Linked DNA regions of Homo sapiens: region 1 is linked to region 2. The links are chromatin contacts, found by Hi-C or POLR2A ChIA-PET in ENCODE. All regions are on one chromosome and are shown on one strand. Each heading gives the region's core, a stretch centred on a gene start or an enhancer-like site at or near the end of the contact. The rest is flanking DNA. Distances are from core to core; before and after follow the strand shown.

What was found. Hi-C counts contacts between places; a loop is a spot of excess contacts on that map. ChIA-PET counts read pairs that join two places held with the same protein, here RNA polymerase II (POLR2A). Pooled maps may share reads with other maps.
Region 1: a loop to region 2 is called in a pooled map, with 3 times the contacts of the local background. The contact joins the enhancer-like site here to the promoter of SP110 in region 2. A Hi-C loop is called at or near these places in 1 of 168 maps with a recorded cell type or tissue (OCI-LY7), 1 of 37 single-sample maps with no recorded cell type and 8 of 50 pooled maps. POLR2A ChIA-PET finds 5 or more read pairs at or near these places in 1 of 52 experiments (WTC11).

Annotation. Positions count from the first base shown.
Region 1 is chr2:229,997,788-230,002,807 of GRCh38, forward strand. The region is part of intron 3 of FBXO36 (F-box protein 36); the gene reads left to right. Among named protein-coding and RNA genes, the nearest start is that of SLC16A14, 69 kb to the right of the region's middle. Within about 2 kb of position 2,669, at least 2 of the 41 ENCODE cell types and tissues checked have a DNase peak (open chromatin) inside an H3K27ac peak, as active enhancers do.
Region 2 is chr2:230,217,037-230,221,927 of GRCh38, forward strand. It overlaps SP110 (SP110 nuclear body protein), which reads right to left and starts at 2,948. Exons shown (of 19, transcript NM_080424.4): 1 at 2,838-2,948. It also overlaps a transcript of SP140 not described here. RefSeq lists an enhancer at 2,677-3,156 and a silencer at 2,874-3,060.

The DNA.
Region 1 (5,020 bases), core at 1,419-3,918, 220 kb before region 2:
CAAGAGCAGGAAGCACAGTTAGTGCTGATTTCAGCCATTGTCAAGGCTTCAGTGTGACCTTTGTCAGTTGTACTCCCTGGATCCTGGAAGATACCTTGGTCCCTAACCCTTCTGTTGTTCCTTCAACTCCAGAACCCCCAATGCTACCCCACAATCACACACATACTACTTTTCCATTAAATCTCTTTTTGGCTTAAGTAAATCAGAATGGGAATCTGTTGCTTGCAACTGAGGAACCCTGACTAGCTCGGTATTTAGCTGTAATGTGTTGGGGCAATGTCCATTTATAAAAGAACATACAACATTTTCCAAGATGATTCAAATCATAATCTTATTATCTAAAAAGCCAACATTTTTTCCCAATAATGCAATAAAATGTCTTTATTTTTAAAATTAATTTTAATTCAGGCACAGTGGCTCATGACTGTAATTCCAGCACTTTGGGAGGCTGAGGAGGGAGGATTGGTTGAGCCTAGGAATTTGAGATCAACTTGGGCAAAATAGGGAGATTCCATCTCCACAGTACATTTTTAAAAAATTAGCTGAGTGTTATGGCCGGGCGCGGTGGCTCATGCCTGTAATCCCAGCACTTTGGGAGGCTGAGGCGGTTGGATCACCTGAGGTTGGGAGTTTGAGACCAGCCTGACCAGCATGGAGAAAACCTGTCTCTACTAAAAATACAAAATTAGCCAAGCGTGGTAGCACATGCCTGTAATCCCAGCTACTAGGGGGGCTGAGGCAGGAGAATCGCTTGAACCCGGGAGGCGGAGGTTGTGGTGAGCCAAGATCGTGCCATTGCACTCCAGCCTGGGCAACAAGAGCGAAACTCAGTCTCAGAAAAAAAAAAAAAAAGAATTTCTGAGTGTCATGGCATGCCCCTGTAGTCCCAGTTACTCTGGAGGCTGAATAGGAGGATCACTTGAGCCCAGGACGTTGAGGTTACAGTGAGTTGTGTTCATACCACTGTACCCCAGCCTGGACAACAGAACAAAACCCTGTCTCAAAAAACATAATTTTTTTTTTTTTTTTTTTTGAGACCGAGTCTCTGTCTGTCGCCCAGGCTGAAGTGCAGTGGCGCGATCTCGGCTTACTACAAGCTCTGCCTCCCAGGTTCACGCCATTCTCCTGCCTCAGCCTCCCGAGTAGCTGGGACTACAGGTGCCCGCCACCACACCCGGCTAATTTTTTGTATTTTTAGTAGAGACGGGGTTTCACCGTGTTAGCCAGGATGGTCTCGATCTCCTGACGTTGTGATCTGCCCGCCTCAGCCTCCCAAAGTGCTGGGATTACAAGCGTGAGCCACCGCGCCTGGCCAAAAATAATTTTAAGTAATGTAATTTTTTTTTTTTTTTTTTTTGAGACAGAGTCTTTCTCTGTCGCCCAGGCCAGAGTGCAATGGCATGATCTCCGCTGACTGCAACCTCCGCCTATTGGGTTCAAGTGATTCTTGTGCCTCAGCTTCCCGAGTAACTGGGATTACAGGCACCCACCATCATGCCCAGCTAATTTTTATATTTTTAGTACAGACGGGGTTTCCCCGTGTTGGCCAGGCTGATCTCAAACTCCTGACCTCAGGTGATCCACCCACCTCGGCCTCCCAAAGTGCTGGGATTACAGGTGTGAGCCACCGCGCCCGGCCTTAAGTAATATAATCTGTATTATAGTACTTAATATATTCCTTTTGAGAGTGTGTGTGTGTGTATATATATATGTATATATATATATATATGTATGTGTATATATACACACACACACATATTTAATTTTTAAAAGAGAGGTGGGATTTCATTGTGTTGCCCAGGTTGCTCTTGAACTCCTGGGCTCAAATGATCCTCCCACCTCAGCCTCCCAAAGTGCTGAGATTACAGGTGTGAGCCACCTTCCTGTCCAAATATATATATGTATATATATGTATTTTTTAACTTATATTTTGGGTTCAGGCATACATGTGAAGGTTTGTTACACAGGTAAACTCATGTCACAGGGTTTTTTTGTACAGATTATTTAATCACCCAGGTTAATTATTAAACCCAATACCCAATAGTTATGTTTTCTGCTCCTCCTCTTCCTCCCACCCTCCACCCTCAAGTAGACACCAGTATCTATTGTTTCCTTCTTTGTATTCATAAGTTCTCATCATTTAGCTCCCCAAAATATATTTTTTACTTGATTTTCCTACCTAAAAATGGAAAGCTGAAAACAAGTACTATTGTATATATTTTTGCCATTAAATAAGTATCCTAAAGTTGAAATTTTGTGCTTGGTGCTGATAAGAAGCTGATTATTAGGGCCTGGCACGGTGGCTCACACCTGTAATCCCAGCACTTTGGGAGGCCGAGGTGGGTGGATCACCTGAGGTCAGGAGTTTGAGACCAGCCTGGCCAACATAGGGAAACCACATCTCAACTAAAAATACAAAAATTAGCTGGGCCTGGTGGCACAGGCCTGTAATCCCAGGTAGTTGGGAGGCTGAGGCAGGATTGCTGCTTGAACTCAGGATGTGGAGGTTGCAGTGAGCCAAGATCACACCACTGCACTGCAGCCTGGACAACAGAGTGAGACTGTCTCAAAAAAAAAAAAAAAAAAAAAAAGAAGCAGCAGCAGCTGATTATTCATACTTTAAATGAAAAGAGAATTCTACGTAAATAAAATATGCAAGTGGGGATCTAGCAAAAGTTTCTGCGCTGTTGCAGGGCCTGGATTTGATTTTCTATCAAATCCTTCCATTTACTTTCAGTAAATTTCTGCTCCTGCAAGTAAATGGAAGGATTTGATAGGAAACAGCAGCAAGTGAGTGGCTTCTGGTAGTTATTTCTCACGCTGAGCGGCTGCCTTCTCTCCAAGTTTTACTCACTTCCACTATTACTTTCACTCTTAGTGTCCTGCTATTATTTCAGTGCAGTCTTGAAAACATTCTCCATAATTTAGCCAGTGCTCTGAAGTAGGTCTTCTCTAGGTTGCTGATTTCAGCCCTGAGCATCTTTACAGAGCAGAATTATTAGAAGATGGAACATGACTCAGGGCTGCTGCTTTTATTCTCCCCGCATAACATTAACCACTTTTCTTTTTTTTTTTTTTTTTTTTTTGAGTCAGAGTCTCGCTCGGTCACCCAGGCTGGAGTTCAGTGGTGAGATCTCAGCTCATGCAACCTCCACCTCCTGGGTTCAAGGGATTCTCCTGCCTCAGCCTCCTGAGTAGCTGGGTGGGACTACAGGTGCTTGCCACCATGCCTGGCTAATTTTTGCATTTTCAGTAGAGACTGGGTTTCACCATGTTGGCCAGGTTGGTCTTGAACTCCTGGCCTCAAGTGATCCACCTACCTCAGCCTCCCAAAGTGTTGAGATTACAGGCGTGAGCCACTGCACCCAGCCAACCACTTTTTTTCTTATTTGCACACAGGGAAAGAAGGAAAACCACTTATTTCTGTTGTCAATCTAAGTTTTATCTCTGTTCCATTTACCTGTTACACACTTCATTTATAAGTTATTTTCTTTTTCTTTTTTCTTTTTTTTTCTTTTGAGACAGAGTCTCGCTCTGTTGCCCAGGCTGGAGTGCAATGGCACCATCTCGGCTCACTGCAACCTCTGCCTCCTGGGTTCAAGCAATTCTGCTGCCTCAGCCTCCCGAGTAGCTGGGATTACAGGCACCCACCACTGTGCCTGGCTAATTTTTGTATTTTTAGTAGACACGGGGTTTCGCCATGTTGTCCAGGCTGGTTTTGGACTCCTGACCTCAGGTGATCCACCTGCCTCGGCCTCCCAAAGTGCTGGGATTGCAGGCATGAGCCACCATGCCCAACCTTATAAGTTATTTTCATTTAACTACTTTATTAATGAAAAAAAGGCTTCCTTTTCAAATTCCGGGGGACAAGTTTATTACCAAATTATTTGTGTCCAGTCCAGCTCCTTCCTCTTTACCTCAGGGAGGGAGTTGCTCCTCTCCTGCTCAAGATCAGTGCTACCTGACACGTGGTTCCAGGGCCTACTCCTGGGAATTTCACTTATTTCCTTTCTCTTCTGTTTGTTATTGTTACTATTATTGTTTTTTTAAGAGACAAAGTCACTCCATCACCCAGGCTGGAGTGCAGTGGCATGATCTCTGCTAACTGCAATCTCCGCCTCCCAGGTTCAAGCGATTCTCATGCGTCAGCCTCCTGAGTAGCTGGAATTACAAGTGCAAGCCACCACACCTGGCTAATTTTATTTTATTTTATTTTATTTCTGTATTTTTGGTAGAGACGGGGTTTTACCACGTTGGCCAGGCTGGTCTCGAACTCCTGACCTCAAGTGATCAGCCTGCCTCAGCTTCCCAAAGTGCTGGGATTACAGGCATGAGCCATTGCTCGGCCTATTGTTATTTTTTTTTTAACTTTTAATTACCCAGCTTCCCCCATGTTGACATCTTACATAACCATGGTACATTTATAAAAACTAGGCAATTAATATTGGTACAACACTATTAACTAAAATACAGATGTTATTAGAATTTCATTAGTTTTTTCAATAATGTCCTTTTGCTGTTTTATGTCCAATCTAGCTTACTACACTGCATTTAGTAATTAAATCTTTCTCTGTTTTTTCCCCCCCGTACGTTAATTTTTTTTTTTTCCTTTTTGAGACAGGGTCTTGCTTTGTTACACAGTCTGGAGTGCAATGGCATGATTACAGCTCACTGCAACCTCCACCCCCTGGGCTCAAGTGATCCTTCCACCTCAGCCTCCTGGGTAGCTGGGACTACAGGCCTGCGCCACCATACCCAGCTAATTTTTGTATTTTTTGTAGAGACAGGGTTTTGCCATCTTGCGCTGGTTGGTCTTGAATTTTGGGGCTGAAGCAATCCTCCTGCTTCAGCCTCCCAAAGTGTTAGGATTACAGGCATGCGCCACCATGCCCGGCATTAATTTTTTTCTCAAATCAGTTTCATCCTTCAAAAAACAAAAACTATCCTTATCCAATCTCTCTTCTTCAAAAATGGTTTACATAGCAGTTAATGCTCAGCAAACCAGCAGCATTAGTGACTT
Region 2 (4,891 bases), core at 1,698-4,197:
AGAGATTGAGACCATCCTGGCCAACATGGTGAAACTCTGTCTCTACTAAAAATACAAAAATTAGCTGGGTGTGGTGGCGCACGCCTGTAGTCCCAGCTACTTGGGAGGCTGAGGCGGGAAAATTGCTTGAACCGGGGAGGTGGAGGTTGCAGTAAGCCAAGATTGTGCCACTGCACTCCAGCCTGGGTGACAGAGTGAGACTCCATCTCAAAAAAAAAAAAAAAAAAAATAGAAGCAAAACCTTGAGGAATGTGGGAAGCTTCTCTCTGCATTAAATGGGCAGATCTAAAGGTAAGCATTCTGGTCCCAAAGGCATCCTTAGTAGCCTGCAAAGCAATGTCTGCCTAAAAGGCTCATGGGTATAGGAAACAAGGACAATTCCCAGCAACAATGGAGGCTGAGAGTGACTGAAAATATAATGACAGAATCCCAAGGCGCTGCAGGTAAACATAAGGAAGGTATTAAAAGTAGCTAATATTTATGGAGTGTTTCCTGTGTGCCAGACTTTGTTCTAAGGGTTTCATATGCAGTAACTTATCTGATTTTCATAAAACCCTTGCGAGGTGGTTCCTATGACTGCACCTGTTTATACTGTTGAGGAACTGAGACACAGAAATGTTTAATAACTTGCCCCAGGGTTGCACAACTAGAGAGTGGAAGAGCTGGGAGCAAATCCTGATTCCAGGCTTACAGTGCTAACTATGTGTTCTATGGCCACACTGATCTGGGTTAAACAAGATGACCTGGGCTACGGCTGAAGCCATTAACTAGCAATGCTCATGCAACAGGGACCACCCTAAAATGGGTAGAGTTCAGCTGGAAACCTGGTAATATTTGGAAACTTTAACGAACCACTCCCAATCTTCAACACAAATGGGCCAAGCATAAATAAAAGCATGAGGGCTGAGAAAGGCATACTTAGTAAAAGTGACTTAACTGACTTGTTCACTGCAACCATTTCATGTCTCAGACATGCGCCTTTTCCCATGCCCATGCAGCATGTATTAAAGATTGGCCATTTATGGACTGTGAGGAGATATCAATAGGTTATAATGGGAAGAAAGTTTACAAATGACATTCTTGACAAATTGTCAAGAAAAGGAAAAGCACTAACAAAACATTCAATCAACTTGACAGTTTTTAACAAACAGAACAAACATGGATTCCACTTTTCCAACTTCATTTTGTGTTGAACAGAAAAGTAAATCGTAATTAACAACTGTTTACAGGGATTTAATCCCAGTGGCAGATTAAGCACCCTAGTCTCTTTCTCCTCATTCCCCAATTTTTTTAACTTGGCAGAAAAAAATACTCATGAAAAGAATAATCCGCAATCGCATAGGAAAACAAGAAAAGATGCCATTGAGAGTCTGTGGTGGTAAAGAAGTCTTGGAAGATAGAGAACAGATAGGAGAGAAATCTACTATCCACAATATGCACAGGGGAAGGAGATAGTGCAAAGATCAGTGCAAAGTCAGAGAAAGGCAGAGTAAACATATACTAAGAAGAGGAAGGGGTCTTGGAGGCTCCTTTTAGAACAATTCATTATACAGCAGCGCTCAGAACAGGAAGTCTAGAGCTTCCTCATTCTTCATCTGTCATGAGTCCCAAAGATGAAAGGGAGGCACAGAGAGGTTTAGTAACTCACCCAAGGTATTCAGTGGCAAAGCAGAGCTTGTCTGACTCTAAAGCCCTGTTTCTTTCTATGCAAGATACTACATCTCATATATGACTGTTCAGATTTTTATTATGTAAAGAGATTTTGCAAACGAATAAGCAAAAGACAAACATCCAACTAGAAAATAAAAAAGCAAAATACATGAACAGAGAGTGATAAAAGAATAAGCCAAATGTGCAATGAATAATACGATAAGCATGTTAACTAGCTAGTAGAAAGCATAAAGAAGGCCAGGCATGGTGGCTCATGCCTGTAATCCCAGCACTTTGGGAGGTTGAGGTGGGCGGATCAGCTGAGGTCAGGAGTTCGAGACCAGCCTGGCCAACATGGTGAAACCCTGTCTCTACTAAAAATACAAAAATTAGCTGGGCGTGGTGGTGCACATCTGTAGTCCCAGTTACTCAGGAGGCTGAGGCAGGAGAATCGCTTGAACCTGGGAGGTGGAGGTTGCAGTGATCTGAGATGGTGCCATTGCACTCCAGCCTGGGTGACAGAGCGAGACTCCGTCTCAGAAAACAACAACAACAAACAACCAAAAAAAGTGTAAATGAAGACAATTTGATAACATATTTGTCTATCAAATTGGCCAAGATAGAAAATAATAGTAATAATCTCAGACACTGTGAGTGGGAAGGTCAACAGGTCCAAATGTTCTGAAGGCTGATTTAGTAATCAGTGTCAAATGTCCTAAAACATGTGCTCCTTTGAATTTCCACTTCTAATAATTTATTTCAAGGAAATAATCATGTATTTAGAGAAAATATATAAAAAGTTCATGATACACTAGAGACGAAATTAAATGTACTCTCATTTTTTTCTTTTCCACCAGCTTCCCAAGTACCTCTAGTCATTTACACAATGGATAACAGATGAGCCGCCTATTGCGGGCACTGAAGGATCAGAGCTTAGGTGAGGGTAGAGGGCAAATCTCGGCTCCATTCACAATAACAGGCTGGACTCTGGCGAAAAAAAGAGGTGTCAGTGTTCCCTCCATGTGCCCCCTTTTAACAGTCTCCTAATAAGTACCACATGTCTGAGCTCTGAGAGAGCCTCAGAGTTTAAATAGTTGAACTCCACCCTGCAGCTGCTGCCGCGAAGTTAACTCTAAGAGCTGCAGTCACCAAGAGCGAAGAATAAAGCAGCAAAGACAGAAACTCACCTGGACTTTGAGTTTGTCGTTCCTGCCCCTTTCCAGGGGCTGGGACAGGGATCACTCCTCAAGATTGGGAGAGTTACAGGGAGATGCTAGCAGGCAAAACAGGAAGTCTGTGCTTTGACAAACGCAGTAAGGGGCCGGGCTTCCGAGAAAAGAAAAGTGAAAGTTTTCGGAGTTTGCCAAGCCGGAAGCTGAAGGCAGGTCGGTGCCTGCAGCCTCTCTCCACCTCCTCATGGGCACTTGTGAGGCTCCCAGGACGTCTTGGCAGTTGGGGTTTGGGGGAGGGCGTGTTGCCAGTTGGGATCAGCCCAGAGAGGGAGGTATGGGAGGAGGAGGCATAAGGGTACAGCCCCAGCGGCAATAGGAACTGGGAACTCAGCGTCCAAATGCTTCCCTAACCACATCTATTTTCCCATGACTTGTCCTCATTCTGTACATTTTAGGTTGATGAAAATGTTCTCAAACTGGATTGTGGTGATGTTTACATAACTGAATGAATTCACTGGAATTTATCCAGTGTGTTATCAAACTCTAACAACACACAAAAAAACAAAGAGAATGTGCCAGAAATGCCTAGAACTTGTCAGGATAAGATTATTACAGGAAGAAATTGAAATGAAAGGGAACCTGCACATGAACTGGAATTGTGCAGAGGCAGGCAGACCTCCAGGCAGAAAAATGGCTGAGAGCTGGGCAGGTAGTTGGGAGCCAGGAGTCTGAGGCAGAACTGGGACCTGCTGATTCCAGAGAGCAGTAACTCAAGGGCTGGCAGGGACACCCCTTCTCATGCCCCTTTTAAAGATCCCTAATGTACATTGACATGTGGGGCCTATGAAAAATCCTAAACTATTGGCCAGGCACAGTGGCTCATGCCTATAATCCCAGGACTTTAGGAGGCCAAGATGGGAGGATTGCTTGAGCCTAGGAGTTTGAGACCAGTCTGGGCAACATAGTGAGACCCCATCTCTACAAAAAATAAAAAAATAAAAAATTAACTGAGTGTGGTGGCATGCACCTTGTAGTCCTAGTTAGTGAGGAGGCTGAGGCTGGAGACTTGCTTGAGCCCAGGAGTTCAAGGCTGCGGTGAGCTATGATTGCACCACTGCACTATAGAAATCTGTGTAACTTTGGGCCAGGCTCGGTGGCTCACGCCTGTAATCCCAGCACTTTGGGAGGCTGAGATGGGTGGATCACAAGGTCAGGAGTTTGAGACCATCCTGGCCAACATGGTGAAACCCCATCTCTACTAAAAATACAAAAATTAGCCAGATGTGGTGGCGGGAACCTGTAATCCCAGCTACTTGGGAGGCTGAGGCAGGAGAATTGCTTGAACCCAGGAGGTGGAGGTTGCAGTGAGCCGAGATCGCACCACTGCACTCCAGCCTGGGTGACAGAGCAAGACTCCATCTCGAAAAAAAAAAAAAAAAAGAATTCTATGTAACTTTGATTAAATCAATAATTCTCAAATGTATTTGACCCACAAGTTCCCCTACCAGGACATCCACAAACTCCTCAGATAAAAGATGGGAGACATGGATCTAAAGTTTAAGAAGCTTTGAAACCAAGGCTAACTGCATAAGAGCAAGCCCTTCTATGCAGGCACAAACAGCATATCCCACCCTAGTATGTACAGAATAGCAGACCCGGCCTTGCGGGTAATGGCTGTGGGTGAAACAGAGGCATGGAAGCCACAGCCAGGAAAAATTCAATGCTAACAGCTGAGGAGAGGGTGCATTGATGCCTCAGCATGCAGTAACATACAGCGCTGTGATGCAGGGGATGGCGGTGGTAAAGGAATTAAGGTTATTTTATGCAAATGTCACATGTCACTTACCTGAAGCCCCTCCCCATCACCTGGAAAGCCCCTTCATGGGCATCTGAGGATCCTGGCAGCAAGAACTTCTTCCTTTAGATCTATTCAGAGATACACCAGGCAAATGCAAAACAAACAAACAAAAGTAAAGCAGGAGTGGGAAAATAAAGTCAATGTCAAATCAGGCAAAAATTGTTACATGAAAAAAAGACAGCTGCGAATGAGGATGAAAGATGTTTATTCT